2 separate regions of the Homo sapiens genome follow, and region 2 is linked to region 1. Evidence: chromatin loops called from intact Hi-C (ENCODE). Cell type or tissue: CD14-positive monocyte. All regions are shown on one strand. Each heading gives the region's core, and the rest is flanking DNA. Links, peaks and the distances in the headings are about the cores only.

What was found. Peaks named below come from ENCODE experiments on the same cell type or tissue, not always from the same donor. Only the 100,000 strongest peaks of a DNase experiment are listed, where the experiment ranks them.
Region 2: a loop joins it to region 1, with 4 times the contacts of the local background. A loop is called at or near these places in 1 of 110 quality-filtered maps.

The regions. Positions count from the first base shown.
Region 1 is chr4:38,521,832-38,527,208 of GRCh38, reverse strand. It overlaps LINC01258 (long intergenic non-protein coding RNA 1258), which reads left to right and starts at 4,029. Exons shown (of 8, transcript NR_110951.1): 1 at 4,029-4,106. RefSeq lists an enhancer at 2,806-2,855. In CD14-positive monocyte, for the core only: no CTCF peak of the experiment used is centred there; DNase peaks (open chromatin) are centred at 3,068, 3,488 and 3,988; H3K4me3 peaks cover 2,304 bases; H3K27ac peaks cover 2,965 bases.
Region 2 is chr4:38,163,267-38,168,643 of GRCh38, reverse strand. No RefSeq gene overlaps it. Among named protein-coding and RNA genes, the nearest start is that of LINC02513, 200 kb to the left of the region's middle. In CD14-positive monocyte, for the core only: a CTCF peak has its summit at 2,389 (motif pointing right); a DNase peak (open chromatin) is centred at 2,313; H3K4me3 peaks cover 1,214 bases; H3K27ac peaks cover 1,839 bases.

The sequences.
Region 1 (5,377 bases), core at 202-5,201:
TTCCTGAAGCCATTATTATTATTATTATTATTATTTTTGAGACACAGTCTCGTTCTGTCACCCACGCTGCAGTGCAGTGGCATGATCTTGGCTCACTGCAAGCTCCGCCTCCCGGGCTCACGCCATTCTCCTGCCTCAGCCTCCCAAGTAGCTGGGACTACAGGTGCCCACCACCATGCCTGGCTAATTTTTTTGTATTTTTTTTAGAAGAGATGCGGTTTCACCGTGTTAGCCAGGATGGTCTCGATCTCCTGACCTCGTGATCTGCCCACCTCGGCCTCCCAAAGTGCTGGGATTACAGGTGTGAGCCACTGTGCCCGGCCTCCTGAACCCATTCTTTCTTGTACATGCTGTTATCTTTGTCTGTGTGTCCTACTGAACACTCTCCCTTCACTTTCCACACTTCCTTGATTTCCCTACCTAATCCCTCTCATCCTTCAAGAGGTTAAATTCCACCCTACCCAGAGCTCTCTGGAGCGGCACCCTCCACCCCACGTTCTGCAAGATCAAGCATGGAGACACCTGTGTGCTCCCACATCACGTGCTTGCTTCTGCCCTGGCTCTCATTACACTGTATTGTCATTGTCTATTTCCTTGTTTGTTTCCCTCAGGAGTCCCAGGGTTCTTTGCGGGCCTGGACTCTGCCTCTTCAACATCTAACACAGTCACTGGGACATAATAGGTGTCCAATTCATGTTTGTAGAATGAATGAAGCAAGGAAGGAGTGAATGAAGGCCTCGTTTTCACCAGTTGTCTTTTAGAAAGCCTCCTGGAGGAATAGGGAAGGTCAAGTGGTAGAAGCTGCCTGACTGGTGGGAGAAAGGCTGTCTCTGCCCTCAGCTGGCCATTCTGCATGGCCTAAGCCCAGCTGGCCCAGTTCACAGTGCCCTGTGGGCAGTAGCACCAGAAGGCATCAGGGAGCTCCTTGTATTTTATTGACCTCCTGTGCATTTGCTGGGATGTCCTCACCATGTCTTGGTGGGATTGGCAGTAGGAAGTAGGGGAGGGGAGTAATTCTCCTCACTTGATGTACCTTCTGCCAGGCTGACAGGATTCTTCCTGCAGATAGAATATGATAGAGACATGATCACCAGGCTTGGCCAGGACAGTGACGTACATGGTGAAGTCACGTATCCAGTGAATGTTCATTGAGTGCCTGCTTTGAGCTGGACATTCAGCTGGTGCTAACTGGTTATAGAGTAGCCAGCACAATACCTGGCCTCAAGGAGCTAATAGTCTGTTCAGAGAGCCGGACCGTGAACGGAATATTATAGTGAAATTATAATTAGGTAACCCTTTTTCCCCCCTCAAGGTCTAAACAGCTAAAGAAGCCCAAATCCCTGCTTTTATGAAAATAGAAACATCAAGCTGAGATCAGGAATTTTAAAATTAACCAAGTCCTTTTATTTACATGATCCTTAGACCTCATGAGTCAAGTATAATTGTCTTCCTTTCAGATAAGAAAACTGAGGCTTAGAGACATTAAGCAATTTGCTTAAAGTCACCTAATTTTCAGGGGTGTCTTGGGACCAGTACCATTCAGATTATTCTCCTAAACCTACTCCTGTATTTTCCATTTTCCAGAAGGCTTGGTGCTTAGGAAGCCAATTCTGAGGCTTTTTAAGGTCCTGAGTTGCCTTTGAAATGATCAAAGAGACAGTTAGACTCAATATGGTTAAGTTATAAATGCGTTTTCTGAGTTTTGATTCTTTGCAAATTAGCCATCCATGGAGGGCACGTGACATAACGGGAGCAGGTCTTGGCACAAAGGCAGGAACTGCAGCAGGGAGGTGGGTGGGCAGGGAGCGAGGGAGATGAGATGCGGGGCTCCTCTGAGCATGGGGAGTGACCTGAGGCTCTGCTCGGGCTGCAGAGGCCAGGCTGGGGAAGGAGGCCCGGTGGCCTGAGGCATAGTGGTCAAAGGACAGTGCATACTCAGGCAAAGTTAAGACCAGCATCGGCACCAATTGGCATTAGTGAGTGTAATTCAGCCATTGGGAACCAGCCAGGATACTAATCTGTGGCCCCAAGCTCAGCAGCCAGTGCAGCCAGGTGAGCTGTACAGCCCAGTGGGAGGAGAAGCTCACCCTCCTTCAGAGGAGATAGGCACCAAGGCGGGGAGAGACCATCCTAGAAGGAGGAAGAGAGATTGGGACATGGCTCCGGATTATTGAGCAGGCTGTGATGTGGGGGATGAGGACACAAGAAAAGAACCAACATTCACTGATCACCTACTCTGTGCCAAATGATTTTACATGCATCATCTCCAGTTCTTTCAACAGTCCTGTGAGGGGGTATTAGTGTCCCCACTTTACAGGTAAGGTCACAATTTGCCAGCGGTCACAGAGTAATCAGAGGCCATAGCAGAGGCAGAATCTGAGCACAAACCTTCCTGACTCTTTGCCCCCAACACAGGGTGGGCAGGAGTTCCCCAAGGGGCTCCAGGACTCCCAGGATGCACACAGTCCAACTCTGGTTGACTTTGTGCCTAAACTCTTCTTTTTTTTTTTTGAGACAGAGTTGACCTGTCACCCAGGCTGGAGTGCAGTGGCACGATCTTGGCTTACTGCAACCACCGCCTCCTGGAGTCAAGCGATTCTCCTGCCTCAGCCTTTTGAGTAGCTGGGATTACAGGCACCCGCCACCACGCCCAGCTAATTTTTGAATTTTTAGTAAGGTGAGGTATCACCATGTTGGCCAGGCTGGTCTTGAACTCCTGACCTCAAGTGATCTGCCAGCCTTGGCCTCCCAAAGTGCTGGAATTATAAGTGTAAGCCAGTGCGCCTGGCCTGTGCCTGAATTCTGAAGTCCCACCTACCATGGTGTATCCCAGGCCACTGATCTATTGCCCCACCTAGAAAAGGAGACAAGTCTGGACCCAGCCAAGCGGGTGAAACTGACAGAGGAGCTGGCGCAGGGAAAGGAAGAAGGGCTGTAGAGAGTATGTGGCAACTTGCAATTAGGTAGAAGAGTCAGTTACTCAGAATACCACATGCCGCAACCATGCCGAAATGAGTTTACTGTAATTCCAGATAAAAACAAAACTGTCGGAGCAGAGACTTAGAGACTCGAGGCAGGGTTGGCTTATTTTTTTTTCTATGGTTTCGATATAATTCAGCACTTTCACTTTGTGAAGATAGACCTGACCTTTATGTGGTCTGGAGAATGCTGACTCAACATCAGGGTAACCAATGGTGCACTCATGACCCGAAACAAGACTGGTGGTTGTCAGGGTTCTTAAAGCTCCACACTTGGGCTCTCCACGATCTCGGAAAACCGTGCCTTTATCAGAAATGACAGCCCTTGTTCAAACAGAGATCTGGATAGGTGCGCATTAATTTCAAACATTTTTTTAAAAAGATATTTTCCTGACTTTGTAAGAGGTAGAGTAGGATGCTGATTTAGCGTAGGTCTTTTTCCCATTTCCTACAGTAGTACAGATGGTGACTGAAGGGCAGATGAAAAAAGAAAAGGGGAAGGAAGGGAGGAGAAAAGAGGAAGAGGGTATGGGGGAAGAGGGATGGCCGGCAAAGGAGGCCCACTTTTACTTCCTTGGAAATATTTCGTTCATTTTGAAAACTCAAACTCAAGTTTCTCCTGGAAAAGAAAAAGGCTTGGGATCTCCCAATTGCCTATTGGTATGATTTTTATCTAGCTCCACTTTTTGATTCTTTAGGAATCAAACCGTGAACTTAATTTTTCCTCCTATTTGAAAAGCATAGGCAAAAGTCCTGCCCTCTTTTCCAAAACAAAATGCAGCATCCACCCCCGACCCCCACCACACCTCAAAGCCCCAAAGTGACATTTTCAACAGACTTATCATAAATCAAATCTGCTGTGCACACCAGTAAATAGTGCCAGTAAGCCAGGTGAACCAAATCAGATTTTTCAGCCTTGACTTCCAGTGGTGAGAACAAGGATGTGCTGACCTAGGAAAAATGACAAGTCATGGGCGCCCTGCACCGGCCCTTTCAGAAGACGTAGAACACTGCAGGGGGTGGAGTCTGGAATAAGGAGAATCTGGAATCAGTGATGACCTAGTTGTCTTGAGGGCCAGGCTGAGGAGAAGCCTGATGGGTTACGCTTCAGAATTTCATGTGCTCATGGTAGGTCCTCTGCATTTTCCCTGTCAGAGTGGATGTTGAACTCTGGTGAGGATGAAAGGGAAGGTCCCAGAAATGACCTATGCTCTTGCTGGGGAGATCCAACATCTGGCTCAAGCCTTAAGCAACAGCCCCCTTGTCCCAGTCTTGATTTTGGACTCTCCATGAAGGCAACCTATCACAGACAGCCTAGAGAAAGCATACCACAGCTCATAAAATGTTGCTAGCATTCTGCCTATTGTAAAATTATCTGTAGGAGCCAACCTGTGTTCTGGAAAGTTATGGGTATAAGACGACGTGTTATAGGTGATTTTGATTTTCTTAATTTGTTTAACAAGCTTGAATTTGAACCCCAACCATTGGATCAAAAATGTCACATTTCTGGCCAGATGTGTTGGCTCACTCCTATAATCCCAACATTTTGAAAGGCCAAGGTGGGAAGATTGCTAGAGGCCAGGAGTTCAAGACCAGCTTGGGCAACATAACAAGTCCCCGTCTCTATAAAAAAAAAAAAAAAGTCACATTTCTCAATTAACTGTGGGTCTGAGCCTTTGCTTTTAAGGGTTGAAAAATCTTATCACAATTACATTTTAGGGAAACCATTCTCTTTCATAAGGTTATAATAACACGCTCCTTGGGACTTATGTGGTGCTTAAAAAATGAGAGAGGAGGCCCTTTTTTTTTTTTTTTTTGAGACAGAATCTCGCCTGTCGCCCAGGCTGGAGTGCAGTGGTGCAATATCAGCTCACTGCAAGCTCCGCCTCCCAGATTCATGCCATTCTCCTGCCTCAGCCTCCCAAGTAGCTGGTACTACAGGTTCCTGCCACCACTCCTGGCTAATTTTTTGTATTTTTAGTAGAGATGGGGTTTCACCGTGTTAGCCAGGATGGTCTCAATCTCCTGACCTCGTGATCTGCCCACCTCAGCCTCCCAAAGTGCTGGGATTACAGGCGTGAGCCACCGTGTCCGGCTGGCCCCTTCTCCATCACTTGTGGTCATTATCCTTCTTGGTGCCTTTGGGACACCGAAATCCAGGGGATCTCCTTTCCTGGTGGCCTGATTTACTATCTGCAAGCTTTGTCACAGACATTCTTCCAGGGTTTGAGGCTGCAGCTTGCAGAATGTAACCATGATAACACCCCAATGTCTGGGAAGCCCTGTGTAAGTGGGGCAAGGATTTCAAAGAAACTCCAAGCCTCCACCCCGCTTCATAACACTGAGAAATCAGCTTACATGGTTTAGGTCTTTGCCCCTTCCAACTCAAAGCACCAGCT
Region 2 (5,377 bases), core at 68-5,067, 360 kb after region 1:
ATCCCAGTGACCACATGGTCACACATAGCTGCAAGGGCGGCTGGTGTGATACATGGTTCGATTGCAGGAAATCATGTGCTGAGCTGAAAAACGTGGGATTATATTATCAAAGGAAGAAGAAAAGGATGGATACTAGAGGACAATCTCTGGCACACCAGGCTATTCTAACTATGTGGAATAATGTATACAAAGCACTTAACTCACGGCGGGGCATATAGCTCGTTGGAAAATAAGTTTGTTATTTATTCTTATTGGTGATATCTGGCATCTGAAACACATGCAGAAAATCATAAATTCAAATCAAGCAAGGAAAGGTCATAGAAAAATGGGAGAAGAATCATTTTTTATATCACCATGATATTATGAATTGGCTCCTCCTTTTTCATGCACACAAAAGCACTGCCTTTGCTCACATGCAGCATCCCCCGGGCTTCAAGGAGGGGGATAATGAATAGAGGCTTCAGTAGCCACCCCTTGCAGAGTCAGTCCACGCCACATAAACTACGGGACAATGATATCACAGGTGGCCATTGGTAAATAATTTCTACTGCAGCAGTTAATGGAAATGCAGTTTTCATTACAGTAAGGAAATTGAAATCTCAGCTGGCCTCTGTGGGTTCCATCCAACCTATCCTTCGTTGCTCATAAGATTGTGTGTTGTTTTCATTCCCCTCGTGATTAACCTCTGTCAGGAAGGGTAGGGGGAACTGGGTGATTGAAATCCCCAGGAAATCTCCACGTCGTGCTGCCAGTTTAACAATCTTCCGCAACCATCCTGACACCAGGGCTCTGAACAAGTAGGAAGGAGACTGTTTTTAATTTGAGGTAGAGATATTATCTAGTGGGGAAGGTTCTGGATGGCCAGCCTGAATTGAAGGGGTGATAGACATGCGGCCAATATGGAAGGGGAAAGAGAAAAATGAGAGAAGGTGGTGGCATCGAGGGACCCATGTCATTAAAATTTTCTCAAATGTATTGGACAACTTTCTTTGGGTGAGAGATTTGGGCCATCAATACTGTTAATGCCTCTTGCTACGGTTTAAGTGCCTGTGTTCCCCCCAGATTCATGTGTTGGAATCCTAACCCCCAAGGTGATGGTCTTAGGAGGTGGGGCTTTTGGGTGGTGATTAGATCATGACAGTAGAGTCCTCATGAATGGGGTTAGTGTTCTTATGAAAGAGATCCCAGAGAGGTCCTCACCCTTTCTATCACGTGAGGACACAGAAAGAAGAGGCCATCTATGAACCAAGAAGCCAGACCTCAAATCTGCCAGCCTTGATCTTGGACTCCCCAGCCTCCAGAAGTGTAAGAAATAAATTTCTGTTGTCCGTGAGCTACCCAGTCTATGAGATTTTGTTATGACAACCTCAATGTAAGACACCTCCCTACATAAAATATGTTTTCAACTCAATACACTTGGCTCTCTGAATTGCAATAATTTGTGGCTGTGCAAATTTTGTCTCTTGTTAGAGAAAAGTTCATTGAACAGGAACCGTGAAGACTTGTTCCTTCAGATTCTCCTTTTCTTTTATTTCTGGGTCATGTCTCAGCTCCTAATCTCTCAGAGGCCCCTCACTTCCTTTCCTGTCACTGCCAGCTTCTTCCTTGCAGATTTTATTTTTGCACCACCCACTCAACGGAGGAGGCAAGGAGCTAATAGATTTGAGAACATCTGCTGAGCCACATAAATCAAGGCGTTCAATCTTATAATTTTGTTGAGAAAGCAGAAGAGCAATAAACATCTTTATTTGGCAGAGGCCCACCCTGCTTACAGCTTAAGGTTTTATCTCTTCCCTGTTTTTTTCTGTCACTGCTCATCTTATGACTGAATGGTTTCTGGCTGCCATTTTGTTAGCCCAGAACTGAAACTGTATCTACCATGTGCAAGTAATTTATAGAAGGAAGACTATGGTAAAATCAGGAAGGAGGGAAAGTTTGAGTTTAGCAGACAGCCAGGATTAAAGGCTTCCCAAAGACCCCTGTACTCTGGCGTGTTTCAGGCGCAATCAGTTCAACAGGGAGTGGCGTTGAGGAGATCCATCTAAGCCATCCTGGAGAGCTAAGTATCTTTTCTGTCTGATTGCCCAAGGCATTCACAGAAAAAGAATTGCCATATCCTTCATTTATTCATTCATGCATCCCCAAATTCTTCTTGTTCAATCGCTCTTTTGGAGGCTACCTCTTTTTGCCATGAATGACAGAAGTTCATGGGCACGGGAACTAAATTCATCTAAGTCTCTCAAAAGACAAGCTACCAACTTGCAAGTCAACTAGGATTCGAGGTCAACAACCACTTCCCTCGTGAGTCAGTTGGGTTCAAGTTCCTCTTTAAGCCTAGAAGTTGCTCTGCTCCTACGCTTACCCTTTCACCTTGCTTCATTTCCATCTGCATTTCAGGGAGACATTTAAGCCTGCGGATGGCAGCACCAACTAGGAGACCAGAGAGCCTGACTTTCCTCACCTTCTCCTTTTGCCTGTCAAAATCGGCAAGACCACATAATGCTCCTCTCAGGCTCTAAAGAGGGAGCTGATTCCTGCCCATGGGCTTCCTGGGGAAAGGCAGGCCAGCAGTGCCAAAGGACAGATACCAGGCTGAGGAAGGAAAGAATTATATCACAGACTTTAGGGCTATGAGGAATCCTAGAGGTCATCATCCATCCCTGCACTGACAGATGGGAGTACCATGGTCAAGGACACATGCACACCTGTGGCAGAGCCAGATCTGGAAACTAGACTACTGGCTCCCAGTCCAGGGCTCTCTCCAGTGTGCCCAGTGTGCCCAAAGAGATGCTGGACTGATTGGTACCGAAGGACATTCATCAAATGCCAGAGTCCTTAATATCCCATGAAGACACCAAATAGACATAAATGTGGAACAATTGACAGAGAGAGGCAGGAACCTCTTTTTATTTATAGCCATTGGGTGCCCCTATTGGCCTATTCATGATGGAGGGGAGTTGAAGGGATCTGCAAGAGAGGAAGGGAGCAGAAGAAGCAAGACAAGAAGAACAGAGCATGGTGACCGGGAAAGTCAGTTATGGGACCAGCCTTCCCGTGTCCACATCCCAGCCCTCACACTTACTTAGGTGGGTTGCTTACACTTTCTGTGCCTCAGTTTGTTCATTGTAAAGTGGAGATAATACAACTATCTACTCAAAAGGTAAGGATTGAGTAAATTATTTCATGGAAAGCATTTAGCACAGTACCAGACTCACAGCCATTGTTCATATTACCAGGGAAGAGAAGCATTGGGAACAGCCAGGAGAAAACCACACAGCATCTCTCAGGCCTGACGGTAAATAACTCACTCGCCCTATTTCTAGCAGTGTTGCTAGAAGGCAGTAGAATGCACTGCAAAAGGCCTGAGTAGAAAAACTGTATTCATTATCATTTGTCAATTTATAAAAATAGATAAATAAAAATAAGTAGACTAATATGAAATAAATACAACTTTTAATTTGGGAAAAAGAAACTGTAGACTGGGGGCGGTGGCTCACACCTGTAATCCCAGCACTTTGGGAGGCCAAGGAGGGCCGATCACTTGAGGCCAGGAGTTTGAGACCAGCCTGGCCAACACGGCAAAACCTTGTCTCTACCAAAAATAGAAAAATTACCCAGGGCATGGTGGCACATCCCTATCATCCCAGCCACTCTGGAGGCTGAGGCAGAAGAATTGCTTGAACCCATAAGGTGGAGGTTGCAGTGAGCCAAGATCATACCACTGCACTCCAGCCTGGGTGACAGAGTGAGACCTTGTCTCAAAAAACAAACAAACAAACAAAAACTATTGGCACAAGGCTAAGCTGCTGTAACAAAGAGCCCAAAATACCATGACTTAGAGAACAATAAAGATTATTTCTCTGTCACATCACAATCCTGATGTGAACTATGCAGGTCAGGGAGGAAACTCTGTCCTTTACCTTCAGGAAGACTGGTTCTTTCCAATGTATTGCTTTACCATCCCCCTCAGAATCTTGTCCAACTAAGTCATCACCACATCCAAATTGTATCCAGCATGGAGAGGAAGCATACCCATGGTCTTAAGACTGAGGCCAAGAAGTGGCATCATCATTTCCGGTCACATTTAACTTGCAAGAATTTCATCACATGGGCACACCTAGCTGCAAGGGAGGCTGGGAACGGAGTTTGGCTGGGTAGTCACAAACTCAAAAAGAAGGAGAGAACAGATCTGTGTTCAAATCCAGTTCTTTCAGTTGCTTATTGTGTTTGAGGTCAAATTATATAGGCTCTCTCCTCCTCTTTTGCTCGTTTATTTAACCAGTTCTCTCTTTTTGGGCACTCTTTCTTTCCACAAGTATTTCTTGAGCACCTACTATGTGCCAGGTACTGTTTCAGGTCATCAGGATGTAGCTGTGAAAAAGACAGACCAAGCCTTTGCCCCTCTATGGCAGAATCACCACAAGGCTAATGAATGACAGACCTTTTCTTCCCTTTCTAAATCAGTGTTCATTCTCATGTCTAATTTTATATTCTTTTTTAAAAATTGTTTTTCTTAAAACAGGCCTCAGATTTATATGTGCTTCGGGTCACACAAAACTTGGATCTTCCCCTACTGCTCTCATGGGGCTGACATCCTAGTTGTGAGAAAGAAAGCAAACACATTAACAAATAAATATATACTTCATCACATGGTGATCGTCTTATGACATAACAAATAAAGGCATGGTAAGAAGACAGGGGCCACTTTATTTGTCCAGGTCAAGACCCTCTCTAAGGAGGTGTCGTGTGAGCAGAGATGGAACAAAGGGAGTTGTTTCTACCTTTTACTACTCTAAAGATCATGGTGACTCACTGTCTTATACACAAACCTTTGTGTAAGCTTCTGATTATTTCTTAGAATCTATTTCTGGTAGTGGAGTTAATGAGTCAGGCAGACAAATGTTTTTAAGTTTCTCAAAACCATGGACTGAAACCTCTCTTTTTAATGAGATTTCTCATTAGAGTTGTGAAAGAAGCAATTGACAAAGCCCTAGATTCCAAGGCATTTTAGATCCATATTTAAGTTTGTTCAATATTGAAGGATGCTTAGGACCTTTAAGGATTACTTAAATCCTTGAACCCCACATCCTAACTAGCCTTTCCCCTCCTATCCCCAAGCCTACACGCATTTCTTTATCCTAGAATTATTTCTTAAATCATGGACTTTTACTGTGAAAAGGAACCTTGGGGCTGGGCACCATGGCTCACACCTGTAATCACAGCACCTTGGGAGGCCGAGACAGGTGAATCACAAGGTCAGGAGTTTGAGACCAGCCTGGCCAACATGCTGAAATCCTATCTCTACTAAAAATACAAATATTAGCTGGGTGTGGTGGTGCACCTGTAGTCCAACTACTTGGAAGGCTGAGGCAGGAGA